2 separate regions of the Homo sapiens genome follow, and region 2 is linked to region 1. The links are chromatin contacts, found by Hi-C or POLR2A ChIA-PET in ENCODE. All regions are on one chromosome and are shown on one strand. Each heading gives the region's core, a stretch centred on a gene start or an enhancer-like site at or near the end of the contact. The rest is flanking DNA. Distances are from core to core; before and after follow the strand shown.

What was found. Hi-C counts contacts between places; a loop is a spot of excess contacts on that map. ChIA-PET counts read pairs that join two places held with the same protein, here RNA polymerase II (POLR2A). Pooled maps may share reads with other maps.
Region 2: POLR2A ChIA-PET joins it to region 1 with 12 read pairs in OCI-LY7. The contact joins two enhancer-like sites. A Hi-C loop is called at or near these places in 1 of 50 pooled maps. POLR2A ChIA-PET finds 5 or more read pairs at or near these places in 3 of 52 experiments (B cell, OCI-LY7 and activated CD4-positive, alpha-beta T cell).

Annotation. Positions count from the first base shown.
Region 1 is chr16:11,618,867-11,625,322 of GRCh38, forward strand. It overlaps a transcript of LITAF not described here. Among named protein-coding and RNA genes, the nearest start is that of LITAF, 35 kb to the left of the region's middle. RefSeq lists enhancers at 3,133-3,901, 3,350-3,639. Within about 2 kb of position 3,570, at least 18 of the 41 ENCODE cell types and tissues checked have a DNase peak (open chromatin) inside an H3K27ac peak, as active enhancers do; they include B cell, where a contact is called at or near this core.
Region 2 is chr16:11,992,926-11,999,381 of GRCh38, forward strand. SNX29 (sorting nexin 29) reads left to right here. Exons shown (of 21, transcript NM_032167.5): 2 at 6,372-6,433. Among named protein-coding and RNA genes, the nearest start is that of SNX29, 19 kb to the left of the region's middle. Within about 2 kb of position 1,951, at least 12 of the 41 ENCODE cell types and tissues checked have a DNase peak (open chromatin) inside an H3K27ac peak, as active enhancers do; they include B cell, where a contact is called at or near this core.

The DNA.
Region 1 (6,456 bases), core at 2,320-4,819:
CAGCTACTCAGGAGGCTGAGGCAGGAGAATCGCGTGAACCTGGGAGGTGGAGGTTGCAGTGAGCCGAGATTACGCCACTGCACTCCAGCCTGGGCAACAGAGCTAGACTCGGTCTTAAAAAAAAAACAAAACAAACAAACAAACAAAAAAAACCCCAGCACTGCCCGGGCACGGTGGCTTACGCCTGTAATCCCAGCACTTTGGGAGGCCAAGGCAGGCAGGTCACTTGAGGTCAGGAGTTCGAGACCAGCCTGGCCAACATGGCAAAACCCCTTCTCTACTAAAAATACAAAATTTAGCTTGGTGTGGTGGCGCTTGCCTGTAATCCCAGCTACTTGGGATGCTGAGGGAGGAGAGTCGTTTGAACCTGGGAGGAAGAGGTTGCAGTGAGCCGAGATCACATCACTGTACTCCAGACTGGGTGACAAAGCAAGACTTCGTCTCAAAAACAAAAAACAAAAAAAAAAACCCCAGCACTGCTGGGCTCAGAGGACACATCTCCACATGGCATGATGAGGCAAAGACCAGTGCCCCAAAGGCCCCAAATGTCATGTGACCCATGTGCACTTCACCCTGTGGCAAGAAGCTGCCAACTCAGCCCTCTTCAGGGGTCATGCAAGAGACAGAAACAGGAGAAGCAAGCTGAGTATAATTATTACAGCCACAGGGCATTCTTGGCTTATATTCTACTTTCCCACTTTGTTTTTGTTTTTTTTTTTGGAGACAGTCTCAGTCTATTGACCAGGCTGGAGTGCAGTGGTATGATCATAGCTCACTGCAGTGTTGACTTCCTGGGCTCAAACCACCATCCTGCCTCAGCTTCCTGAGCAGCTGGAACCACAGGTGCATGCCACCACATCTGGTTAATTTTTTAAAATTTTTCTTTTGTAGAGGCGTCATCCTGCTATGTTGCCCAGGCTGGTCTTCAACTCCTGGCCTCAAGCGATCCTCCCACCTTGGCCTCTGATATAGTTTGAATATTTGTCCCAGACCACATCTCACGTTGAAATGTAATCTGCGGACGGGTGCAGTGGCTCATGCCTGTAATCCCAGCACTTTGGGAGGCCGAGAGCAGTGGATCACCTGAGGTCAGGAGTTGGAGACCAGCCTGGCCAATATGGTGAAACCCTATCTCTACTAAAAATACAAAAATTAGCCAGGTGTGGTGGCGGGTGCCTGTAATCCCAGCTACTTGGGAGGCTGAGGCAGGGAGATTGCTGGAACCTGGGAGGCAGAGGCTGCAGAGAGCCGAGATGGCACCACTGCACTCCAGCCTAGAGGACAGAGTGAGAGTCCGTCTCAAAAAAAAAAAAAAAAGAAAAGAAAAGAAAAAGAAAAGTAATCCTCCACAATGTTGGAGGTGGGGCCTGGTGGGAGGTGTTTGGATCATGGAAGCGGATCCCCCATGATTGGCTTGGGCCATCCCCTTGCTGATGAGTGAGCTCTCACTCTGAGTTCATGGGAGATCTGATTGTTTAAAAGACTGTGGCCCTCCTCCCAACACTATCTCTTGCTCCTGTTTTCGCCGTGGGACATGCCTGTTCCCCCTTCGCCTTCCACCATGACTATAAGCTTCCTGAGGCCTCCCCAGAAGCTGAACAGATGCCAGCACCATACTTCCTGTACAGCCTGCAGAACCATGAGCCCAGTAAACCTCATTTCTTTATAAATTACCCAGTCACAGGTATGTTTTTACAGCAATGCAAGAATGCCTAAAACAGCCTCCCAAAGCACTGGGATTACAGACGTGAGCCACTGTGGCCAGCCCACTTTCCCACTATTGAAGGTGATATGGAAAAAATAGGTCATTTCTATTCTGTGAAAGAATCAGCAGCACAAGTATGATGATATTAGGAACTTATTCTCAGCCTGTGGTCAGGGAGACAGACAATAGGGAGTGGTGGGGACTGTGACAAACTGAAGGGCAAGGCCCCATGTAACAGGTGCAGCGGGCACTGTCATGGCCCTGCCCACATCTCCCTCAGCAGCTGCTGCTCCAGGACATGTCAACACTGCACACTGGGCTCGCCATTTGTGACTTTCTATTTTGAGATGGTCTCGCTCTGTTGCCCAGGCTGGAGTGCAGTGGTGCCATCATGGCTTACTGCAGCCTCAACTTTCTGGGCTCAGGTGATCCTGCCACCTCAGTCTCCTGAGTAGCTGGGACTACAGGCGCACTCCACCACACCCAGTTAATTTTTTTTTTTTTTGAGATGGAGTTTCGCTCTTGTTGCCCAGCCTGGAGTGCAATGGCAGTGCGCGATCTCGGCTCACCGCAACCTCCGCCTCCCAGGTTCAAGTGATTCTCCTGCCTTAGCCTCCAGAGTAGCTGGGATTATAGGCATGTGCCACCACGCCCAACTAATTTTGTATTTTTAGTAGGGACAGGATTTCTCCATGTTGGTCAGGCTGGTCTCGAACTCCCGACCTCAGGTGATCTGCCCACCTCGGCCTCCCAAAGTGCTGGGATTATAGGCATGAGCCACTGCACCCAGCCCCAGCCAATTTTTATATGTTTTGCAGAGATGGGGTCTTGCTATGTAGCCCAGGCTGGTCTTTAACTCCTGGGTTCTAGCCATCCTTCTGCCTCAGCCTCCCAAAGTGCTGGGATTACAGGCATGAGCCACCGCTCCTGGCCCACCCATGACTTTCTACTTGAAGTTTTCTTCTTGGCCTATGTGCAGAACAGACTGGTATTAACCCCCCTCAGAAGCAGGCCTCCATCAAGGATAGACAGGAGTCAGAAGGGAACATCCCAGCCCCCTTGCCCCTCAGGAAGCACAACCCACGTTCTACACAGCTCCCCTGAATTCCCCGGCAGGATGCAGCCCCAGGTGCCCACAAGAGTGGCCGGCTCCCTGACACCTTGTAGTGTGTGTTGATTCTTTCCCTGCCCCGACTCTCTTCCCAACTGCTTGTGCTTCCTGAGATCCCCTCCCTAGTAAACCACTGGCACCCAGATCCTAAGATCCTGCTCTCAGAGCTCCGGGGCAATGCAAACTAAGATAAGAAACCAGCTCCTACGTTGCTGCAGCCCATTTCTTCTGGGTGGGAAGGCAAGACCTTCCCATTTTTTTCAAAAGAAACCAAGATCCAAAGTTTCTCGTGAAACCTTCTGAGGGTTCATTGCCAGCTCAAATTAAACAATGCAAAACAAAATGAAACAAAACACGTCTGCAGGCCCGCTCCAGCCCTTGGCCTTCCCAGTTCAGAGCTGTCGGTGGCTGATGAGGGTGGAGGCAGTGGGGATGTGGTTAGAGAGTGTGTTTGGGGGACCCGCCCTGGCAGCCTGGTGGGGACAGCTCAGAGGAGGTGCCACCATAAGCCAGGCGGCATGGCTTGCTCATGAGACCCCAGCTGGAAGCATCTGGACCGCCTGGCACGGCCACCCTCGGGCTGTCAAGAGACCCAGAGTAAACAGCCTGAACGCTTTCCCAAACACACAGACCCCAAGCCGCCTGCGGCCTCCCCCTGCTCCCTGGGTGGGGAGATATCCCAAGACCCCTCTGCCTGCCTGACATCTGAGCTCAGGCCCAGGAAAAACAAACCCCGGATGGCTGGAGAGCCCCCGGGAAGAGGCAGCAATCACGGGAGAGCCACTTGCAGACCGCACACTTGTGAACTTCATTTTAATTCTGTGCAGATGGAGGAGGCTGTCTGTGCAGATTTCCACCTCCCTACACAACCCCCTTCTTTCCTCTTGCAGAGAAAACAAAAACGGTGTCTCTCGAGATTGCTTTTGCACCGTTTAACAGGGTTATTTAAAGCCATTGCTTTTCTGCTGTCTTTTCAGAATGTAAATTAAGAATACAAGGTGTCGTGAAGGATACTGGAGGGGTAGGTGGTGATGTGAAATTTCAGTTCTGTGTGTTTATTGTTCTGAACCACCTAAACCCACCCATGCCTGCTCTAAACTGTGGAATATGCTTAGTGGATGTTAAGTTGGAGCTACATTCACTGAAGGGAAAGAAATTTCTGAGAACAGACCTTTCATGGGCCTCTGTGAAACAGGTATTTCGTATATCATTAGTTCATTTAATCGTCATCATGACCCAATTAGTTGTATAGTTTCATATAATGAATATATATATATATATATATATATAATTTTTTTTTTGAAACAGAGTCTCGCTCTGTCGCCCAGGCTGGTGCAGTGGCGTGATCTCGGCTCACTGCAAGCTCCGCCTCCTGGGTTCATGTCATTCTTTTGCCTCAGTCAACTGAGTAGCTGGGACTACAGGCGCCCACCACCACGCCCGGCTAATTTTTGTATTTTTAGTAGAGACGGGTTTCACTGTGTTAGCCAGGATGGTCTCGATCTCCTGACCTTGTGATCCACCTGCCTCAGCCTCCCAAAGTGCTGGGATTACAGGCATGAGCCACCGCGCCCGGCCGAATATATTTTTTAGATAGCAAAGGGAATTTATTTGCTCATATAGTTGGAAAGTCTGTGGTAAGGACTTCAGGCATGGCTGAATCCAGGAGCACAAATGCCATCATCAAGAATCTCTCAGGCTGGGCGTGGTGGCTCACACCTGTAACCCCAGCACTTTGGGAGGCCGAGGCGGACAGATTACGAGGTCAGGAGTTCGAAACCAGCCCGGCCAGCATGGTGAAACCCCATCTCTACTAAAGATACAAAAATTAGCCAGGCAAGGTGGCGCATGACTGTAGTCTCAGCTACTCAGGAGGCTAAGGCAGGAGAATCGCTTGAACCCAGGAGGCAGAGGTTGTGGTGAGCTGAGATCACAACCTTGCACTCTAGCCTGGGTGACAGAGCGAAACTTTGTCTCAAAAAAAAAAAAGGATCTCTCTCTTGGCCAAGTATGGTGGCTCACCCCTGTAATCCCAGGACTTTGGAAGGTCGAGGTGGGCAGATTACCTGAGGTCAGGAGTTCGAGACCAGCCTGGCCAACACGGTGAAACCCCGTCTCTACTAAAAATACAAAAATTACCTGGGCATGGTGGCAGGCGCCTGTAATCCCAGCTACTTGGGAGGCTGAGGCAGGAGAATCTCTTGAGCCCGGGAGGCAGAGGTTGCAATGAGCCAAGATCGTGCCATTGCACTCCAGCCTGGGTGACAAGAGCAAAACTCCATCTCAAAAAAAATTTTTTTAAAAGAAGAATCACTCTCTTGGCCAGATGTGATGGCTCACACTTGTAATCCCAGTACTTTGGGAGGCCAAGGCAGGAGGATCACTTAAGCTCAGGAGATCAAGACCAGCCTGGGCAACATAGTAAGACCCCATTTCTACCAAAAATAAATAAATAAATAAATAATTTCTCTCTCTCCGTCTCTTGCCTCTGCTCTCCTCTGTGATTGTATCATTCATTATCAGGTAGGCCTTTCCCTCAGAGGGGTAAAGAGGGCCCCCAGCAGTTCCAGCCTTATCCCCAACCAACTAAACATTTTTGGTGGAAAGAGAATATTTTCCAATAGTTCCAGCTAAACTCCCACGGTTGAATCTCACTGGTCCGGTGTGGGTCACGTGCCCATCCTCTGGTCAATCTCTATGGTTACAGCAATAGAATTCATGATAACAAGCCCCTCCCTGGAGTCTGAGACTGTCAGCCTCACTAGAATAGAAATGGAAATAGGTAGTTACTATCCTCAGAAGGAGCCCTAGATGCTGACATTCAAAAATAACAAATGCCTACCACAGTGGGGCATGTGAGAAGAATAGGTGAGTTCTATGACATCTTGCACAGCAAGGCTGCCGTGACAGTTGCACAGGTTGTGCACTGCACATCTCTACAGGGTCTCCATTTATATTCACTATCACCCTATGTTTACAGATTTATCATGATAAATTTCCAACAGACTGCAGTTAAACATCTTCAGGAAGGGAAGTGTGATCGACTGAAAATGAAAAACATGGTCGCAGTATTTTGCAACTCTTCCTGTCAAGAGGTAGAGTCTATTTCCTTACCCCTCAAATCTGGGTGGCCTCGAGACTTGCTTTGACCAATAGAATATGGTAGAAGTGACTCTACAAATTTTGAGGCTAAGACTTAAGAGGCTTAGTTTCCACTCTGACCCTCCTGGCGTGCTGCCTGAGACTGCCCGATAAGACTACCCCATAAGAAGGCAAACAGCCCCCAGGAGGGTGAGAGGTCACGTGAAGGAGACCCAAGGTGCCCCAACCAACCAGCTCTGGACTGGAGGACCCAGGAAGGTGAGACAAACTGCTGGGTGAACTGTGCTGTGCCAACTCATTGAAGCTGAGAACTCAATTTCCCAGAATTTCCTCCCCATGTGGTTCTGGTTAGAGATGACCAAAAGAGGAACATGAGTGAAATTTGGAGAGTGGAGACAAAGCAGTGGCCGTGACTCTCTGAAGGTCACTGTGGTCCGGTGTGATGGTGGGTGGTGTCTCCCGAGATCACCTCCCAAAAACCTTTTTTTTTTTTTTTGAGACAGGGTCTCGCTCTGTCACCCAGGCTGGAATGCAGTAG
Region 2 (6,456 bases), core at 701-3,200, 370 kb after region 1:
CTGAGGTGGGTGGATCACCTGAGGTCAGGAGTTCGAGACCAGCCTGACCAACATGGCGAAACCCCATCTCTACTAAAAATACAAAAAAAATTAGCCAAGCGTGGTGGTGGGCACCCGTAATCCCAGCTACTCAGGAGGCTGAGGTAGGAGAATTGCTTGAACATGGGAGGTGGAGGCCTTAGTGAGAAGAGATGGCGCCACCGTACTCCAGCTTGGGCAACAAAGTGAGACTCTGTCTCATAAATAAATAAATAAATAAATAAATAAATAAATATCTGTGTGGCCTTGATTAAGGGGCTTGACCTCTGTGGAATGGGAACCAGTTTACCTGGAGCTCCAGGGTTGCGAGGGTTAAAGAAGGAATATAGCCGGAGTGCCTGGTTGCCTCCTGCTTGTTTTCTCCTCCCCACGTGCCAGGGGTCCTCTTTCACCCTTTCATCTCCCAGGGCAGCAAACACAGAGGCTTGGATTGAATTGCTTTGCCTGGGCTTTGGAGAGAAGGTAGCTAGTTGAAAGGACTTCTGGGAGCCAGAGGTCTTGATACCTTGGGGTAAGGGTTGCCAACAATGATGATAATGATAGCTAATTTTATTAAATGCTTGGTATATACCAGGCACTGTTCTAGGTGCACAATACAATTTCCCTCATTTTATCGTCCGAAGAGGTAGGTTCTATGATGAGCCTGAAGGAGGGAGGTTAAGTAACTTGCTCATGATCACATGGCTGGTGGAGTAGGATTCTAACCCACACTATCCTGTTCTTAATTTCTGCTCTTTCTCTCCAGGAGGTCACTGTAGCTTGAATGGTGACCCCAGGCAGAAGGCTAGAGATTTGTGGTAAAAATTAATGTAGGATCCAAAGGACTCTAAACATTAAACATTAGATCCTGAGAGTTCTAAACATTGAAGACAAAGGCCGGGCGCGGTGGCTCATGCCTGTAATCCCAACACTTTGGAAGGCCAAGGCAGGCAGATCACCTGAGGTCAGGAGTTTGAGAGCAGCCTGGCCAACATGGTGAAATCCCGTCTCTACTAAAAATACAAAAATTAGCTGGGCATGGTAGCAGGAGCCTGTAATCTCAGCTACTTGGGAGGCTGAGGCAGGATAATCGCTTGAACCCAGGAGGCAGAGGTTGCAGTGAGCTGAGATCGCGCCATTGCACTCCAGCCTGGGTGACAAGAGCAAGACTCCGTCTACAAACAAACAACAACAACAAAACATTAAAGAGAGACCCAACTAGGTGACTGACTTTCCCGTGCACATGAGGATTCTGAGTAGAGTTAGGGAGTGTCAGCTGACTGCATTTCTCAGACAGGTTTGTGGACCCCTGGAGGTATTCCCTTGGGTGCCTTTCCATTTTCTGTTTTCATTTTGATGGTGATCTAAATGAGAAATAAAAAGAAGCCTGTTCTTGTTCACCTGGTTGACTGCTGGCTGGGGGCTGCCCCTGGAGATGAGGAAGCAGGAACATGGGGTTTGATCGCTCCTGTGTGGCAAAGTGTTTGCTGAATTTGCACTGGGCCACTGCTGCAGGTTGTGATGGAGGTCGAGGGTGAGCAGGGCTTAGCAGCTGGCAGCTCCAGGATCCCATGGACTTGGAAATGTATCCCTCCTCGGCCACTTCCCATGAGTCTAGCCCTGGGTAAAGGTCTTTTCCTCTCTGAGTCACAGTGTTCTCTACTGAATGGAACCACTTTTCCTTCTTTGTCAAGGATTAAATAGGTCATTTAATGACTTAGCCTGTGGTTGGGATTCGGTAGGTGGGCACATTGTTCCTACTTCTCTCTGAGTGGCGGCAACATTTGAAGCTGGCAGATTCTTCTGGGCCCTGGCGGAGGTGCTGTACTCTCCACTGGATTCAAAGGGAGAAGGTAAGAAGGAGACTGGTAGCATTGATTGCTCTGCCTGCCTGTCTCTGCAGAGTCTCCATAGACTGTAGAGCTGGAAGGGCATGATCTCATGCAGAAACCAGTGGCCAGACAAGGGAAGTGACTGTCCCTGTCACATGGCTAGCAAGCAGGCCAGGCAGGATGAGAGCTCAGGCCTTGTGACTTCCCGTTCAGTGCTCTCCACTGTTCCTCTCAGTTGATAAGTGGTCCTGAGACCACCTGTGCTCCTTGCAGCCTAGTAAACCCCCTTCTCTCTTATTTATTTATTTTTGAGACACTCTCACTCTGTTGCCCAGGCTGGAGTGCATTGGTGCAATCTTGGCTCACTGTAACCTCCGTCTCCCAGGTTCAAGCGATTCTCCTGCCTCAGCCTTCTGAGTAGCTGGGACTACAGGCGCCCGTCACCACACCTGGCTAATTTTTGTATTTTTAGTAGAGACGGGGTTTTGCCATGTTGGCCAGGCTGGTCTTGAACTCCTGACCTCATGTGATCCGTCCGCTTTGGCCCCCCAAAGTTGCTGGGATTATAGGTGTGAGCCACTGTGCCTGGCTGACCCCTTTCTCTTAAGCTCATTCAGGGCTAAGTTGGCCACAGCTGCCCCTTCTGAGGTCAAGATTATCTCACTTGACAGCTTCTTGCCTGCAGAGAGATCACAGCCAGGAAGTGTGAGCCTCTGGGTTGAGACCTGCACAATCTCGGGTAGTTTTTGTATAAAGAACAGGTTTTTCTTTTCTTCCCCCCCCACCCCATCATGAAAAGAGGCTTTGCAGAGTAAGGCAGAGGAGGCTGCTGACATCTCATCCAGAATAATCAGTAGAGCAAAATACTCTTAAAAAAAAAAAAAAAAAAGACATCGAGGATCATTGTGCATACCAGGAAGGGTAGGTGCTAAACCTTTATTATTCAGGTGTGAAAGGAGCCGGCAGTGTCAGCTCCACTGGAAGCTTACGAGAAACACAGAGTTGGCAGGGCACGGTGGCTCACACCTGTAATCCCAGCACTTTGGGAGGCCGAGGTGGGTGGATCACGAGGTCAGGAGTTTAAGACCAGCCTGGCCAACATGGTGAAACCCTGTCTCTACTGAAAATACAAAAATTAGCCGGGCGTGGTGGTGCGTGCCTGTAATCCCAGCTTTTTGGGAGGCTGAGGCAGGAGAATTGCTTGAACCTGGGAGGTGGAGGTTGCAGGGAGCCGAGACTGGGCCACTGCACTCCAGCCTGGGTGACACAGCAACACTCCGTCTCAGAAAAAAAAAAAAAAGAGTTAGGCCCCATCCTCAACCTCCTGAACCAGAACCTCCCTTTTGGGCTGGGTGTGGTGGCTCACACCTATTATCCCAGCTGTTTGGGAGGCAGAGGCAGGAGGATCGCTTGAGTCTGGGGTGAGACCCCGTCTGTATAAAAAATAAAAATAAATAAATTATCTGTGAGTGGTGCCCTGTGCCTGTAGTCCCAGCTACTCGGAGGGCTGAGGCAGGAGAGTCGATTGAACCCAGGAGGTTGAGACTGTAGAAAGCTATGATTGTGCCACTTACTCTAGCCCATGTGATAGAGATCCTGTCTCAGAAAAAAACGCCAAAAAATAAATTGCTGCTTTTTAACAAGATCTCCAGGAGATCTGTGTGGACATTAAAGTTTGAGAAGCACTGCATTAAAAAATTATCACTAGGGAGATGAAAGAGATTTTTATTTTCTTTGTACATTTTTTCCTGATTTGTTATTATTCTATTTTTTTCCTGCATGAATTGCTTTTATGATGAGAAAAAAATAGCAAAGGCATTTCCAGTGCGGGGAACCCTGTCAAGTTTCCAGTTGGCATTGCTCAAGGGCAGGTAGAGCTGTCGGGCTCACTCATACTTGGAAAAAGGAAGAAAGCAAGCCTAACTTTTTTTCTATTCTGGTGTTAGGGAGGGAAGATCAGAATCCAAACCCTGGATTCTGAAACAAAGAGCGTTTGATTGATAGACACAGGTGTCAAGAGGTGTTGGAGGACCTTGGCCAGATGGGTCTATAGCCATCCTGAGCGATGCCTTGAGATGCCTCATGGCTGGTGGGAATGGTGCCTAGGCTATTCTTGATCGAAACCTCTTCCAGAAAAAAATACTAACGGTACTTTTTGAAGAGTCAGTTGTTTTATTGTGTGTCTCAAAGAATCTGCTGACTGGTTTCATTACCAGGCCTGGGGGTAAGGCAGGATCCTTGGTATTGTGGTCCTAACACAGGCTTTAGAGGTCTTGAGTCAGGATCACTGTTCCACCAATTAGTATTCAAATTTCAACAGTCTAACCCCTTTATCATGGCCCACACGATCCTATGTGACTGACATCTGCCCGCCTGTTTGATCTTTCCTTCCACTTTTTTGCTTTTTGCTCAAGCCACAGCAAACTTCCTTCTGGTCCTGGAAGACCAGAGCCAAGCTTGTCCTACCTCCGAGCCTCTCCCCTTGCTGTTTGCTCTGTCTGGAACACTGGCCTGCCCTGTCTTTCCATAGCTGTTCCTTCTCTTCATAGAGGGCTCAGCTCAAATGTCACCTGTGCAGAGAGGCCCTCAGTGGCTGCCTTGGCTAAAGCAGCCTTCTTGCTTCCTCCCTATCCCATCACTGTGTTTGTTTTGTCTTCCTAGTGTGACTCTCTAACACTTTTTCATTGATTAGTTTACATTTATACTTTTTTTTTTTTTTTGAGATAGGGCCTCACTCTGTCACTCAGGCCAGAGTGCAGTGGCACGATCTCAGCTCACTGCAGCCATTGCCTCCTGGGTTCAAGTGATCCTTCCACTTCTGCCTCATGAACAGCTGGGACCACAGGTGTGTGCCACCACGCCCGGCTAATTTTTTGTGTTTTTGGTAGATACAGGGCTTCATCATGTTGCCCAGGCTGGTCTCAAACTCCTGATGTCAAGCAATCTTCCTGCCTCAGCCTTCCAAAGTGCTGGGATTACAGGTGTGAGCCACTGTACCCGGCCTTCTAGTAGGATTTTAGCTCCATGAGAAGATGGATCTTTTACACCATTTAACTCCGGTGTCCTCAGCTCTTAAAACATTGCCTCACATACACTAGAAGTTAAATAAGTCCTGGGTGGATCAACACACACAATCACTTGACTTCCCCGAGCTTCAGCTTTCCCATCTGTGTTTGGGAACCTGGCTTATAGGGTGAATGTGAAGATGAAGGGAGATGATGCATGCATAGTGCTTAGCTTGGTTCCTGGCATGTAGGATGCGCCCAGCACACGGTGGTGGTTGTTATCAACCAGCTGGCCCTGGCTTGACCTGGAGGAATCACTGACCACCTCTGAGATAATGCCCTGCTGCTACTCTCTGGTGCAGCCCACGTAGAGTTGCCCAAGACAGAAGCAGCCTGATGGCAATTCAACGCCTGCAGTGTGGAGCGTCTGCCCTTAGAAACTGAATTTCAGTATCCTTTGAAGTGAATGTGCTCTGTGTCTGGTGCATCATACTCCGGGCTTTGTATCTTGCTTGGAGTCATTGGGCCTCTTGTGGAGATCAGGTGTGGCTCTACCAACTGTCTGCCTGGTGCTTTCAAGTGCTCTTGCCCCAGACCTTCCTAAATGGAAGTTCAGCATATGTCATGTGTGTCAGTTGGGAATGCTTTTGGATGCAAGTAACAGCCCAATGTGCAGTGGTGTGGACAAATAGGGTTATTTATTTTGTGAGAGTTAGCTTGTTTCTAGTCTTGGCTTACCAACTCAGTGATATCAGGGCTGGTGTCTTTGTGATTCTCTAGGTCTTTCTCTCAGGCTCATGACTTCGTGGTGGCAAAATGCTACTCTGGCTCCACCCAACATGTTTATGATTAAGGCATGAAGGATGGTGGAGGGAGTGATGCTCTGCATAGCTCTTCTTTCTATCAGAAATGAATGACTTTCCCAGAACTTTGGGAGCCACTTCTGCTTTCTTCTCATTGGCCAGACTGCTTAAGTTCAACCTCAGCTGCTGAGAAGAGGAGTAATCAGGTTTCACAGCTTGGATTGCTGAAGGTGGCATGGGAAAAGGATGTTGGAGATGATAGTGAGAACAGCCAGTGAGCAGTTCCTGCTGTACTGGGAAACTTATATTTTATTTTAGGCTGCTGGTTGACAACTGGGGGCAGTTTTGATTCCCAGGGGACATTTGGCATTACATGGAGACATTTTTGTTATAACTCAGGGGTTTGTGTGTGCTAATGCCACGTAGTGTGTAGAGGCCATGGATGCAGCTAAACATCTTACAATGTCAGTAGTGCCAAGGGTTGAGAAACCTTTAGACCATTCTAGACATGTTCAGATTTGGGGAAAATTAGTTTAGCTGTTTTCCTTTGATGCAGTAACAGGCAATAGCCAAACTTCATTGTAATGATACAGATTATTGATACCTAGTTGTGCTACTGATTTTGTTAAAGATCAGTAGGAAAGGACTGATCTAGTTGGGGACAGCCGTGTCCGAGCGTCAGAGAGAACTAATTAAGCCTCATTGCATTTTAGGATCACAGAACAATGACAAAAGACAATTTCTGCTGGAGCGACTGCTGGATGCAGTGAAACAGGTAAGCAGAAAGCACACATTTGC